Regions from separate parts of the Homo sapiens genome. Here regions 2 and 3 are each linked to region 1. The links are chromatin loops, found by intact Hi-C in ENCODE. Cell type or tissue: heart left ventricle. All regions are shown on one strand.

Region 1 (5,000 bases):
ATCACTCTGGTTATTCAGAGTATAGGTAGAAATGGGCAGCCAGCCATTACAGATGAAACTCACAGTGATGGCTGTTGTTGGGCCAGAATACTGAGTTTACATAGGCTAGCATGCTCTAAGGTCCCCCTTTCCAGGCTGTGGCAGGTACTACAGGCCCTACAGATACCACTGTATTAATAGCTAAGCACTGGCCAAAGCAAGCTGTGTTAACTCCTTCTGTTTACAATAATCTCAAAGTATAACTATCAAATGGGCCTACACAATGCAACAGCCAGGAAACAGGGAACATAGATTTAAGTCCCTCTGAAGTAGAAACCTCTAATGATGCCTTTTTTTGTAATTCCCACTCTTCAAATTAGTAAAGAAGCCACCACTCCTAGCCTCAAAAGACCTTCACTAGACACGATAGTGCAGGTCAACTCCACATGAGGGGCAGACTTGCCTATACCTTCCTTTGAATTAGTCTCTTGGCCACTGTAAGCTTCCCTGAAAGGGAACTTATTCATTAATCTTTTCCCATACTAATGCCTGGATCACTTGTCCTAGCTCCATAATTCTTTTTAGAATCTCTAGCTCAATGTAATCCACTTAGATCTTCCAAAGGACATGAAAGGAGATTGCAGGGCAGTGATGGGGAAGGCAAGGGCAATAGAGGCTAACTGCACTCAAGGAAAAGGTAGTTTTCAGACACGGCATAATCCTTCAACTGAGATGCTCCTCTATATTTTTCTATCTGGGAATAATGATGCCTAAACCTGTCTACAAAATTTTATACTTTCTATTATTAGTTCTCTCTACGTATGTCTTCTGCTTGTGAAGTCCAGAGTAAGGACTCTGACTTATTTTTTCTTTGAATTTCAATCTATATCTAATATACATTTTGTATTTAGATCAACTTTTGTTCATACACACAAATGCCAACTCAAATCCCTGGGTCCTGCAGCTCAGTTCCTTTGTTCCAAATATCTGCTTCAAGAGTGGGGAGAAATGCGGCATAATCCAATGTAACTGATTTATTGCCAGTCCCTTAAACCCCAGTTTTCTAAGTCGCTACTCTGTAACATGGGAAGAAGAGGACTAGATAATCCGTTCTGGATGCAGGGACTAAAAAGATGCTTAGAGCATCATTATTTGCTCTTTAGCCGCAGACTGGCAGGAGTAGAGAGCCCTCACCCCCTTCGACACCCAGGATGAGCTCCATGTGCTTACTTACCTTGACGGGGCCCTCTCTTCCGTCGGAATGCTGCCCCTGACTGCAGGGCTTCTAGAAGACTGTCCATCACACCTGTCTCATCGCCCTCTGTTATAAAGAACAAGATGGAGATGTGAACTCTTCAGCCAGAGCAGCATGGCAAATATCAAGCCCCACACAAAATGAATGGCTATTGCTTGATTTCCCCTCTCCCACAGCAGCTGGCAGCTAAGAAGAGGCAAAGAGAGCTCAGCCTTAAGTCTCACACGCTCATGTTTACTTGTATCTGCTAAAAAATGGTTAAAACAAAAGATCTCATTGCCTATTATCCAATGCAGACCTTGGGATATTTTCCCGCAATGCCATCCTCCCCACCCCAATCAGGACTAGCAACAAAATTATACAACTGCCCAACTCCAAGACCAGGATAAGTAGAGACTACGATTGTGAAATTACTAAGCAACTATATCACTCCCTTTTATCCTAAAGTGTTTTGCCTGGTTAGGTTTCAGAGCAGGGCCGAGGAAAGACCACTGATCAAAGAGTGCACTTTCCTGAAGTACTGCCTCCAGTGGCTAAGTCTTCCTGATGTCTAAGTCCTCTGCATCTAAGAGGAGCAGCCTGGCTGGAATACAAAGAGTTAATGTAGAATCCTTGTTCTAGCCTGGCTCGGTTTCCATGACAACAGCTTAGGATAGTGAAATCTGAAACTGTGAAATCCCAAAAAGTCCATAGGCTGCCAGATCCAAGGCTGGGGCTCACTGCTCCCAGCGCCACCTGCTGGCTGAGCATCACCAGTGCAGCTGACCTACATTCCACCCTCATTTGCTTGACCCGGGTACTGGAAACTGGGCAAGGTCCATTACGCCACCTGTTGACCGTGTGCAGCCCTCATCCCACATGTCAGCGGGACTCCACCTTCCCCCACTGCATCCTAGCCAGTACCTGGGGACAAACCCTGGAGTCCCAGGGGAAGGTGAAGGATACTTGGTGTGGGCTTTAATAGCATTACGAAGTTGTGGCTTACAACTAAGGGCAAGGAAATTGCTTTACAGAAAAGTATAAAAAGTCCCTGGTAGCAAGAGGTATCAGAGCAGCCCTTGTGCCTGTGCTCTGTAAAATACTGATTCCTAACAAACTCAGCAGCTCTGTGAACACCTCTTCATTTGCAGAAGGTTTGTGGCCCCTCAGGTTTAGAGGAGGGTGGCATGGGCTCAGTGCTGTGTGAGCAGTGTATGCTGTATTTCCGCTGCCCACAGAGAGAGCAGTGGGGGCGAAGGGGTAGGGAATCTGCAGCAAGAAAGAAGCAGAGACAGGAAACAGAGGGCCAGTAATTGAAACCATATGTTTCAACAAAGACATGCTTCTGGTAGTGAAACAGAGATTCTGCTGAAGAAAGAAGAGGGTGACCGGCTCCCCACCCGCTCCAAAAGTTCAATCCATTTAAAATCTAATTGTGCATACAACTGTGCTAAGGTACTAGGGACATAGTACTTTGTGAAATAAGCAGAAAGGGAAGACACGCCACAATTAAAAGATGGGAGGAGCGTCAGGAAAATATTTTACAGAAAAAAACCCGAAAGATTTAGTGGAGGGAATGAGAACAGGCCAGAGGAACCTTTGGATGGACAGAAGGAAAACAGTATATATCACAGCAATACCACAATCACAGGGGAATGAGAGAGAATGCAAGAGCGAGCAAAGGAGAGAAAAGGTAATAGTTTAACCAGGGCAAGTTGGAATGCGCATGTATCAGAATTGGGGTTAAAGTCCGGCATCAGGATCTCGGAGTGAAGACTGCCAAAAATCATTTGCCAGGAGGTGAGCTCAGACATGAGACTCTGCCTCTAGACTCTAGGCAGAGAAGTCTTCCCAACATTCCTATCTCAGCCCATCAACCCGTCTTCACTCCTCACCTGCATTCATGTCTATGAGTTGCTCTCTCTTCTGCTGCTTCTCTAGCCGCTCCTTCTCTGCCTTCTCCTTGGCTAGTTTTGCTCGCCTCATCTTTTCTTCTGTCTCCCGCCGCTTCTGGTTCTCCTTGACTGCTTGCTGGGGCAGGGAAGAGGAGGAAGGAACACATGGGCATTGTATACCTACTACCAGCCAACAGGAACCCAGGGGAAAGTGAGAAATGCCCACAAAAGATTCAGTCAGCAAGTATCCCTTGCTCACCAAAAACATATTCCGAAAATTGTGAAGATCCATGAAAAATTCTTCAACAGACAACTTCTTGGGGTCAAAGAGGAAGTACTCGCCCAGCTCCTTATAGAGGGTCTCCATGTTAGAATGCATCATCCGCAGCTTGTTATACTGTTCCTGTGCATCCTTCACAAAGCTGTGCAGCCAAGGAGTAAAGGACCAAGACCAAGACCAAGAAGCAGACCCACTTCTCTAGCCCAAGGAATTACTCAAAGATGAGTACTGGCATGCAAAGGGATGTTCAATACAGCACTGTTTATAACAGCAAAAACCAAAGCCATGTAGGTACCCCTAAATAGGGGAATAGTAAACCATGAACTATGGTACACCTATAAAAAAAGAAGGTGGCAGTTTAAACTGTTGTTTGTTTGTTTGTTTGTGTTTGTTTGTTTGAGACAGGGTTTTGTTCTATCGCCGGGCAGGAGTGCAGTGGCGCGATCTTGGCTCATTGCAACCTCCACCTCCTGGGTTCAAGCAATTCTCCTGCCTCAGCCTCCCAAGTAGCTGGAACTACAGGCGCGCACCATCACGCCCAGCTGATTTTTTTGTATTTTTAGTAGAGATGGGGTTTCACCATGCTGACCAGGATGGTCTCCATCTCTTGACCTAAAAGGAGGTTTTCTATAAATACTATTATGGAAACATGGCCAAGACATATGTGCAAAACACAATACAATGCAGTTTTTGTTTAAAATAAATGTATGAGGTGCAAATCAGAATAAAGTCCAGTGGCAGTGGTTACCTCTGGGGAGGGGAAAGAGAGGGAAGCATGTGTGAGCGTGTGTAGTGGAGACGGGGTACAGGCAGGGGAGTTGGTGGGACTTTTATGGTTGATCTGCATGGTGTGCTTCTACTCCACAACAATGGAATGCTCTCAGGAACTATGCAGCCTGGGCAACAAAGTGAGACCCCATCTCTAAAGAAAAAAAGGTTACAAAAAGTTTAGCAGGGCCTGGTGGCACATGCCTGTAGTCCCAGCTACCAAGGAGGCTGAGGGGGTAAGGATCGTTTGAGTCCAAGAGGTCAAGGCTGCAGTGAGGCGTGATGGCACCACTGCACTCCAGCCTGGGTGACACAGAGAGAGCCTGTCTCAAAATACTAACAAACCCAAAAAACTATGTATTTAAAGAAAAAGAGTTTTTTAAGAGAAAAAAATTGCATACTGCCCTATCTATCCTGTTTTTCCCCCACTACAGGAAGTTTTCTTTCCCTTCCTAGGGAACAACTCCCTCCTTTCAAGAGAGGATATGGTCATTTTTTCAACAAACTTGTCTTTTTCATCTGTGGCAGCTGGGAAATTCTGAACATCACGTTCCACATCAGAAATTTGTTTCTTCATCTGATCTAGGTTCTTTTGCAAGTTTTCAGCAGAAACTAAAAAAAAAAAAAAAAAAAAAAACCATAAAAACAGACAGCAAGAGCTTACTAATAATCCCAGCCTCAACACCCCTTAGTTTCACCTTTCAGAGCATAGCTTCAGTCTATACACACATTCTGGTACTTAATAATTTTAGTTCCTTATGTACTTTAGTTGTGTCACATACTTAAGTTTTCATCTTTCCAGTGAAACTATAAATTATTTGATCATTGAACCTCCAGCCTTCAC
Region 2 (5,000 bases), 180 kb before region 1:
TATGCCCATGAAATTAAATGATGTTTGACTCCTTCCAAGACAGGTGACACTCTTTTTTTCTTTCTCCTTCCTTCCTTCCTCTCTCTTTCCTCCTTCCTTCCTTCCTCTCTCTCTTTCCTCCTTCCTTCCTTCCTTCCTCTCTCTCTTTCCTCCTTCCTTCCTTCCTCTCTCTCTTTCCTCCTTCCTTCCTTCCTCTGTTTCTCTCTTTCTTTCTTTCTTTCTTTCTTTCTTTCTTTCTTTCTTTCTTGACAGGGTCTTACTCTGTCTGGAGTGCAGTGGCATGATCACGGCTCACTGCAGCCTTGACCTCGCAGACTCAAGTGATCCTCCCACCTCAGCCTCCCGAGTAGCTGGGACTACAGGCACGAGCCACCCTCCCAGCTAATTTGTTTTTGTTTTTGTAGAGATGGGGCAATTGCTATGTTTCCCAGGCTGGTCTGAAATTCCTGAGCTCAAGTGATCTGCCCACGTCAGCCTCCCAAAGTACTGCGATTAGAGGCATGAGCCACCATGCCTGGCCTGTTATTCTTTTCATCTCAATAACATAAAAATTGGAGAACAAAAATGTAGAGGCTGGGTGCAGTGGCTCATGCTGTAATCCCAGCACTTTGGGAGGCTGAGGCAGGTGGATCACTTGAAGTCAGGAGTTCAAGAACACCCTGGCCAACATGGTGAAAGCCTGTCTCTACTAAAAATACAAAAATTAGCTGGGCATGGTGGTGGGCGCCTGTAATCCAAGCTACTTGGGAAGCTGAGGCAGAAGAATTGCTTAAACCCAGGAGGCAGAAGTTGCAGAGAGCCAAAATTGGGCCACTGCACTCCAGCTGGGGCAATAGAGAGAGACTCCATCTCAAAAAAAAAAAAAAAGTAGAGGCTGGTCAAATGGTTTTACCTATAGTGCCTGTTACATATGCCTAATGTATATGCTTATGTGTGTATTCATTTTGATTTCAACATTTTGCCTGAGGGTGGAAAGCTCACCTAGCTAAATTATTATGAGCCTTGGAGTGGTATTTCTTGTCCTTGAGAAGGACATCAAAAACATGTAAAGGAATATGTCTCAGCCTCTGCGGGAGATTTCCAGACAATCTCTTCCAACAATGGAATAGAAGTCCCTTCTTTTGTCATGTTCTACAACTTTCTTGAGCCAGAAATTGTTGGCTTATTCTGCAATTTATGAAATTATTTTCACTCATGAAATCATATGAGAGTTATCCAAAATTAGACCAAAATATGTTTTATTAGAACTCAAACAAAAGAATAGATTCCTCCCTCAATATATTAGGAAAAGGCACATTTAAATGTATGAGACAACAGGGCCAGAACACAAAAGCTGTAAGCAGAGTAAGGTGTATTCTCACTGAAACATGGAAATACATCACAGAATTTAAAAGGCCCATAGCCAGGGGAGGACTTCTGAGCCTAGGACTTTGAGACCTACTTGGGCAACATAGCATGACCCTGTCTCAAAAGAAAAAGGCACGTAACTTTTAACATATCATTTTTAGAAAAAAAAATGTTTATAGTATTAGTATCACTTTCCCTGTAAGGAGAAAAAAAATTAATTAGCTGTGTCAGGGGAAATTTGGATGCTCAAAGATAATTTCTAAGAATTCTATATGAAACATAGCCTACATATGTGTCATGAAAATACACTGAGAGTATGGAACCCATACAATTCCACCTACTTGTACAGGTAATGGAAGGTCTCAGACATCCCATTTTCACTAAAAAGGATTTATTTTTATTTTTTTGAAGAATGGGCAAGAATCCACTACAACAGAAAGGGAGGAGAAGTTCATAGTAAAAGGAATGGAAAGTATAAAGGCATGATGCAAGGAAACAAGTGAAAAGGTATCTTAAGAAAACAGATAATAGGCTGTTTCGAATAGAGTATGAGTATGGGTGAGCACTGCAAAATAGTAGAATAAATTGTTGAGTTGGATCTCATTTGGTAATGCATTTGAAATAAAGGGATTTGCTTTGAACCAAGACTGGTTCTAAGCCTGGAACTACAGAATAAGTTCCAAAATTGGGTGTCTAAGAACTCTGAATACCTCTCCAATATTTACCAGTGGTCAAGTCAAACTCGTTTTGCTCATTAATGGTATAAGTCGGCTGGAGCTGAGAATTGGCATTATAGAGAATGTTTTTGAGACAGAGTCTTGCTCTGTCACCCAGGATGGACTTCAGTGGCATGATCTCAACTCACTGCAACCTCTGCCTCCTGAGTTAAGTGATTCTGCTGCCTCAACCTCCCGAGTAGCTGGCGTTACAGGTACCCGCCACCATGCCTGGATAATTTTTATTTTTTTTAGTAGAGATGGCTTGCACCATGTTGGACAGGCTAGTCTCAAACTCCTGACCTCATGTGTTCTTCCCACCTTGGCCTCCCAAAGTGCTGGGATCACAGGTCACTGCACCCAGCCTAGAGTATTTAATATACATTCATATAAAAAAGAAGCACTGGTTTCATAAAACAAATGTACATTATATGAGATTCCACTTCATAAAAGCATGTATGTGTACCCCAACACTAAATTGGCCCTTTTAACAAAATATCAGACTTTGTCCTACTTAACTGGAAAGATTATCTATATTTTATAAAGAAGAGAAATAACATAATAGTAAGGCTGTGATTTCCTCTTTTTTGCAAAAACTATTTTTGAAAAGTATTACTGAATTGATAACATATATATGGAGAGATTTAAAATACTAGATAAGGGAGCTTATTCCAATGAATTTACAGAAAGGTAGGTATTTTAGTCAACTAAAAATATAAATAAAAATTATCAATTCACTTATTTGGATACAGCAGTCATGCCAGAGTTTATAAATATAGTGAAATCACTGAAGATTTTTTTTTACCCCCAAAACTGAAAAAAATGGCAGTGTACCTTGTGAATTTTTTAAATGAAAAAAGAATACGAAATGATGAAGGCCCTTATCTGATGATGACAAACTAGAAAACTGAAATGTAAAGGGGAAAATGTGAGTATGTGTTTCCCTCCAGCAAATTAAAGACAGGGTACATAGATTCAAGAGGTTGCGCTTTGAGGATAAAAAGCTGGGCCCTGTGCAGTTTTCCAAGACAACCTCTGGGCGCCGCTGTCGACCAAAAGGAAGTGAAGGCTTCTCAATTCTGCAGGAGCGTCAGGCAGGGTGCCTTCCTGCTTTGTCCGGTGCACTGAGCACAGACGCTGCTCCTGTTCACCCTCGAGCGCCTAACTAATAAGTCCTAAGCTCAAATCACAGAAGTCCAGGGTGCTGCCATTTCTTTTTGAAAAACATCCCAGAGGAAAGAAGCTCCGCGGAGAGTTCCTGAAATGCAGAGAGCCAGAGAAGCCGAAATGATGAAAAGTCAGGTACTGTTTCCCTTCCTGCTGTCTTTGTTCTGCGGGGCCATCTCCCAGCAGATCCGATACACGATTCCAGAGGAGCTAGCCAACGGCTCACGGGTGGGGAAACTTGCCAAGGATCTGGGGCTCAGTGTCCGGGAGTTGCCAACTCGAAAACTGCGGGTTAGTGCAGAGGATTATTTCAACGTTAGTTTGGAGAGCGGGGATTTGTTAGTGAACGGTAGGATAGATCGAGAGAAGATTTGCGGAAGGAAACTTGAGTGTGCACTAGAATTCGAAACGGTCGCTGAAAACCCAATGAATGTTTTCCACGTGGTTGTTGTAATCCAAGATATTAATGACAATGCACCACGTTTCGTTGCAAAAGGCATTGACTTAGAAATTTGTGAGTCAGCCTTACCCGGGGTAAAATTCTCTCTGGATTCTGCTCAAGATGCAGATGTGGAAGGCAATTCACTGAAGTTATACACCATCAACCCCAATCAATACTTCTCTCTGTCAACGAAGGAAAGTCCTGATGGAAGTAAATATCCGGTATTACTGCTGGAAAAACCTCTAGACAGGGAACATCAGAGCTCTCATCGCTTAATCCTGACTGCCATGGATGGCGGGGACCCGCCTCTAAGCGGCACCACCCATATCTGGATCCGAGTTACGGATGCCAATGATAATGCTCCCGTGTTTAGCCAGGAGGTATACAGGGTTAGCCTCCAAGAAAACGTACCGTGGGGAACCTCCGTGCTGCGGGTGATGGCCACAGACCAGGATGAGGGCATTAATGCAGAGATCACCTATGCCTTCCTCAATTCCCCAATAAGTACCAGCCTCTTCAATCTCAATCCAAATACTGGCGACATCACAACCAATGGCACATTGGATTTTGAAGAGACAAGTAGATATGTGTTGAGTGTGGAAGCTAAGGATGGAGGAGTACACACAGCTCACTGTAATGTTCAAATAGAAATTGTTGACGAGAATGACAATGCCCCAGAGGTGACATTCATGTCCTTCTCTAACCAGATTCCAGAGGATTCAGACCTTGGAACTGTAATAGCCCTCATAAAAGTGCGAGACAAGGATTCTGGGCAAAATGGCATGGTGACATGCTATACTCAGGAAGAAGTTCCTTTCAAATTAGAATCCACCTCGAAGAATTATTACAAGCTGGTGATTGCTGGAGCCCTAAACCGGGAGCAGACAGCAGACTACAACGTCACAATCATAGCCACCGACAAGGGCAAACCAGCCCTTTCCTCCAGGACAAGCATCACCCTGCACATCTCCGACATCAACGACAATGCACCTGTTTTCCATCAGGCCTCCTATGTGGTCCACGTGTCTGAGAACAACCCACCTGGCGCCTCCATTGCACAAGTAAGCGCCTCCGACCCGGATTTGGGACCCAACGGCAGAGTCTCCTACTCTATTCTGGCCAGTGACCTGGAGCCGCGGGAGCTGTTGTCCTACGTGTCCGTGAGCCCGCAGAGCGGGGTGGTGTTCGCGCAGCGCGCCTTCGACCACGAGCAGCTGCGCGCCTTCGAGCTCACACTGCAGGCCAGGGACCAGGGCTCCCCCGCGCTCAGCGCCAACGTGAGCCTGCGCGTGTTGGTGGGCGACCTCAATGACAATGCGCCACGGGTG
Region 3 (5,000 bases), 110 kb before region 1:
TCCTGTATGCACTCAGATCCTTCGACTATGAGCAGTTTCATGAGCTACAGATGCAGGTGACAGCCAGCGACAGCGGGGATCCTCCACTCAGCAGCAACGTGTCGTTGAGCCTGTTTGTGCTGGACCAGAACGACAATGCGCCCGAGATCCTGTACCCCGCCCTCCCCACAGACGGTTCCACAGGCGTGGAGCTGGCGCCCCGCTCCGCAGAGCCCGGCTACCTGGTGACCAAGGTGGTGGCGGTGGACAGAGACTCCGGCCAGAACGCCTGGCTGTCCTACCGTCTGCTCAAGGCCAGCGAGCCGGGACTCTTCGCGGTGGGGGAGCACACGGGCGAGGTGCGCACGGCGCGAGCCCTGCTGGACAGAGACGCGCTCAAGCAAAGCCTCGTAGTGGCCGTCCAGGACCACGGCCAGCCCCCTCTCTCCGCCACTGTCACGCTCACCGTGGCCGTGGCCGACAGCATCCCCCAAGTCCTGGCGGACCTCGGCAGCTTCGAGTCTCCAGCTAACTCTGAAACCTCAGACCTCACTCTGTACCTGGTGGTAGCGGTGGCCGCGGTCTCCTGCGTCTTCCTGGCCTTCGTCATCGTGCTGCTGGCGCACAGGCTGCGGCGCTGGCACAAGTCACGCCTGCTGCAGGCTTCAGGAGGCGGCTTGACAGGTGTGTCCGGCTCGCACTTTGTGGGCGTGGACGGGGTTCGGGCTTTCCTGCAGACCTATTCCCACGAGGTCTCTCTCACCGCGGACTCGCGAAAGAGTCACCTGATCTTCCCCCAGCCCAATTATGCGGACACGCTCATCAGCCAGGAGAGCTGTGAGAAAAACGATCCTTTGTCTTTGTTAGATGATTCGAAGTTTCCTATAGAGGATACCCCATTGGTTCCAGTGAGTTTTATTTTCATTTTTACTTTTGTTAAAAAAAAAAAGATTGGTTTTTACTTTGAAGTTTGCGGCATGATGGTGGAAAGTGTAAATGCTAAAACACTGATGAGTAGAATTTGATGTTTATTAAGGTTTTTTTTTTTTTTTTTTTTTTTTTTTTTTTTACTTTCTGGTAAAATTCACCTAGTCTCAATCAAGGCCTATATATCATAAGGCTTTGTTATGATTAGCTTTGCAGAACCTTGTAGTTTATAGTGTTGTTGAGTACAATATTGACAATTCCTAAGACAGACTTCCATACAGAAGTGCCTGTCAATTTATATTTCCTCCTGGGTGGTCACATATTGAAACTCCAGCCCCTTAAGCAACCCTCTTGTTCTGAAGGCAGGTCTGGTAAGAATAGGTAAGTATCAGAAAGAAATCACCTCTGGAAACACAACCCAAATCCAAGAATACTCAATGCAGTTCTTCCCAAGGAGAAGGGCAATAGGCCTTTTTCAAACTACATTTTATATATTTTTCAATCTATACTTTGTGGTGATAGTTGCAGTTGAATATACTAAGTTTTTCATTAATATTGAATTAACAATTTATTTATAACAATGTATGCTTAGATTTTTCCAGCCCTATTTATAACTGATAACACTGCAGTATCCTTTTTGCATACAATTCTCTAATTTCACACTGCTATGTGGAAGATATAGCATTTTAATTTAACTTTCATTGCTCAATAGGGATCCTGAGGAGGCTATAGAGGGTGAAATTAAGAATATTTGGGATTCTGCTTTTGTCTTTTTTGTTAAATTTTCTAGTGACTAAGGCTGAAAGTAAATATGGGTTGGGAAGACAGATAAATTTGTACATGTTCCCGAGAACAGGAGCAAGAGATATATGACAAAGCTATTTCAGTGGCTCTTTAATGTATAAGGAGGCAAACACCTGAAACTCTGAAAACTCTGAAATTGAGAGGCAAAATAAACTTAGAGTCAAGAAAGAAATGCCATTTCTGCAGATCAGAATATAAACACCAACCACAGCTGTAAAAAAGAAAAGAATATATGCAACGAAGGGAAATTATATAAACAAAGGATCATTGGAGGTACTGATGAGTTCATTTAGTTCAATGAAAATAGTGACGTATTAGGTAGATCTCTTAATTTTATTACTAGTATTCTACTAAATGTGGTAGTATAAAGTCAAAAAGCATTCCGAAGTTTCTCAAGACCCTTATAATTCCATGATTTTTTTCAGGTCAGTCAACATTTGTTGAATGATAGGTCTGTGGAAGGAAAGCACACTCTTTAGGGTCATAGTTATTAACTATTAAACCATTGAAACTATTATTTTATATTTGTGTTAATGAGAGTCAAAATTATTGTGCATTCATCTCAAATAATTCTATTATTTTGAAAAATACAGGTTTTTTTTTTAAAAAAAACTGCTCTTGACATTGTAGCTATTGTGAGAAAATATTTTGATTATAATTATTTAAAAGCAATACAGGACACCCTGGATGATGGTAATGACTAGGGCAATGGTTGCATTCCAGTACTTAAGTATGAAATAAGGAATTATTACTTTCTGGGTGAATATAGGCTAGAATTGAAGACAAAAAAATTTGTTGCTTATCTTCAGTACTTCCAGCTTCATAGATAATTACTCTTAAAAGGAACAAGAATGACTGCCTCTGGATGGAGGAATTGGATAGCAATGGGCCGTGGGATAGGAGACCTATAAACCTTCATGCTATATTATTTTGTGCCTTTTTAAATTTTGAAGAAAAAATATTCATTTATTCAAGATATATGTAAATTCAGTAAATAAAAAGATATGATAGTTATGACCAAGTGGAAATATATTTCCTGATGTAAAAGGAATCACTGAGGAAAAAGATTAAAATATTTTGGCTGTCAACTCGTAGTTTAAAAAAAATTCCTTGAAAGAGGTAGAGAAAAGTCAAGTTGCAGTCCCACACAGAGCCTCTGGGCGCCGCCGTCGGCCAGTGCAGAGCAAGCGCTGACGCCGGGGATCCCTCAGCCTCTAGCCTGGGATTCCCTGCGCAGCCAACAACAGAAAAGAAAACCAGCTCCCACACAGAGGCTCCCGGCTGCGCAGACCTTGCCCAGCACACCAGATTGCCAGCTCCGAGACCCGGGACTCCTCCTGTCCTGGGCCGAATGCTCTTTTAGCGCGGTAGAGTGCACTTTCTCCAACTGGAAAAGCGGGGACCCAGCGAGAACCCGAGCGAACGATGGGAGGGAGCTGCGCGCAGAGGCGCCGGGCCGGCCCGCGGCAGGTACTATTTCCTTTGCTGCTGCCTTTGTTCTACCCCACGCTGTGTGAGCCGATCCGCTACTCGATTCCGGAGGAGCTGGCCAAGGGCTCGGTGGTGGGGAACCTCGCTAAGGATCTAGGGCTTAGTGTCCTGGATGTGTCGGCTCGCGAGCTGCGAGTGAGCGCGGAGAAGCTGCACTTCAGCGTAGACGCGCAGAGCGGGGACTTACTTGTGAAGGACCGAATAGACCGTGAGCAAATATGCAAAGAGAGAAGAAGATGTGAGTTGCAATTGGAAGCTGTGGTGGAAAATCCTTTAAATATTTTTCATGTCATTGTGGTGATTGAGGATGTTAATGACCACGCCCCTCAATTCCGGAAAGATGAAATAAACTTAGAAATCAGTGAATCCGTCAGCCTGGGGATGGGAACAATTCTTGAGTCTGCAGAAGATCCTGATATTAGTATGAATTCGCTGAGCAAATACCAACTAAGTCCTAACGAGTATTTCTCATTGGTGGAGAAAGACAATCCTGATGGTGGCAAATATCCAGAATTAGTATTGCAGAAGACTCTGGACCGAGAAACGCAGAGCGCTCACCACTTGGTACTGACCGCCTTAGATGGTGGGGACCCTCCCCGAAGCGGTACTGCTCAGATAAGAATCCTGGTAATAGATGCCAATGACAACCCCCCAGTGTTCAGCCAGGACGTGTACAGGGTTAGCCTTCGGGAAGACGTGCCTCCAGGCACCTCCATCCTGAGAGTGAAGGCCACTGACCAGGACGAGGGCATCAACTCAGAGATCACTTATTCCTTCTTTGGTGTGGCTGACAAAGCTCAGCACGTGTTCTCTCTGGATTACACTACAGGAAACATTCTAACTCAGCAGCCTTTGGATTTTGAAGAAGTAGAAAGATATACGATAAACATAGAAGCAAAAGACCGAGGATCTCTCTCAACACGGTGTAAAGTAATTGTAGAAGTTGTAGACGAAAACGACAACAGCCCAGAAATAATCATCACGTCACTCTCTGATCAGATTATGGAGGATTCCCCTCCAGGAGTGGTTGTTGCCCTCTTCAAAACACGGGACCAAGACTCAGGGGAAAATGGGGAAGTCAGGTGTAGCTTAAGTAGAGGTGTTCCATTTAAGATTCATTCTTCTTCTAATAATTACTACAAGCTAGTAACAGATGAGGCCCTGGATCGGGAGCAGACCCCAGAGTACAACGTCACCATCGCAGCCACAGACAGGGGCAAGCCTCCGTTATCCTCCAGCAAAACCATAACCCTGCACATTACTGACGTCAATGACAACGCGCCGGTTTTCGGACAGTCAGCCTACCTGGTCCACGTGCCAGAAAACAACCAGCCGGGTGCCTCCATAGCGCAAGTCAGTGCCTCTGACCCAGACTTCGGGCTCAACGGCCGTGTCTCCTACTCTCTCATTGCCAGCGACCTGGAGTCACGAACGCTGTCGTCCTACGTGTCCGTGAGCGCGCAGAGCGGGGTGGTGTTCGCGCAGCGCGCCTTCGACCACGAGCAGCTGCGCACCTTCGAGCTCACGCTGCAGGCCCGCGACCAGGGCTCGCCCGCGCTCAGCGCCAATGTGAGCCTGCGCGTGTTGGTGGGCGACCGTAACGACAACGCACCGCGGGTGCTGTACCCTGCGCTGGGTCCCGACGGCTCCGCGCTCTTCGACACAGTGCCGCGGGCCGCGCAGCCAGGCTACCTGGTGACCAAGGTGGTGGCCGTGGACGCGGACTCGGGGCACAATGCCTGGCTGTCCTACCACGTGGTGCAGGCCAGTGAGCCCGGGCTCTTCAGCCTGGGGCTGCG

The links. Hi-C counts contacts between places; a loop is a spot of excess contacts. Peaks named below come from ENCODE experiments on the same cell type or tissue, not always from the same donor. Only the 100,000 strongest peaks of a DNase experiment are listed, where the experiment ranks them.
Region 2: a loop joins it to region 1, with 2.3 times the contacts of the local background. A loop is called at or near these places in 7 of 110 quality-filtered maps.
Region 3: a loop joins it to region 1, with 5 times the contacts of the local background. A loop is called at or near these places in 81 of 110 quality-filtered maps.

Annotation. Positions count from the first base shown.
Region 1 is chr5:141,522,930-141,527,929 of GRCh38, forward strand. It overlaps DIAPH1 (diaphanous related formin 1), which reads right to left. Exons shown (of 28, transcript NM_005219.5): 24 at 4,644-4,768; 25 at 3,368-3,532; 26 at 3,109-3,244; 27 at 1,214-1,300. Among named protein-coding and RNA genes, the nearest start is that of DIAPH1-AS1, 33 kb to the right of the region's middle. In heart left ventricle, a CTCF peak has its summit at 1,998 (motif pointing left); a DNase peak (open chromatin) is centred at 2,002; H3K27ac peaks cover 3,210 bases.
Region 2 is chr5:141,346,935-141,351,934 of GRCh38, forward strand. All of the region lies in intron 1 of PCDHGA1 (protocadherin gamma subfamily A, 1), which reads left to right. The region is part of intron 1 of PCDHGA2 (protocadherin gamma subfamily A, 2); the gene reads left to right. All of the region lies in intron 1 of PCDHGA3 (protocadherin gamma subfamily A, 3), which reads left to right. It overlaps PCDHGB1 (protocadherin gamma subfamily B, 1), which reads left to right and starts at 3,165. Exons shown (of 4, transcript NM_018922.3): 1 at 3,165-5,000. The coding sequence starts at 3,327. It also overlaps PCDHG@. In heart left ventricle, a CTCF peak has its summit at 3,091; a DNase peak (open chromatin) is centred at 3,127; H3K4me3 peaks cover 1,528 bases.
Region 3 is chr5:141,414,725-141,419,724 of GRCh38, forward strand. All of the region lies in intron 1 of PCDHGA1 (protocadherin gamma subfamily A, 1), which reads left to right. All of the region lies in intron 1 of PCDHGA2 (protocadherin gamma subfamily A, 2), which reads left to right. The region is part of intron 1 of PCDHGA3 (protocadherin gamma subfamily A, 3); the gene reads left to right. All of the region lies in intron 1 of PCDHGB1 (protocadherin gamma subfamily B, 1), which reads left to right. It also overlaps PCDHGA4, PCDHGB2, PCDHGA5, PCDHGB3, PCDHGA6 and PCDHGA7, and 8 more genes. In heart left ventricle, a CTCF peak has its summit at 2,872; DNase peaks (open chromatin) are centred at 2,897, 3,197 and 4,937; H3K4me3 peaks cover 993 bases; H3K27ac peaks cover 399 bases.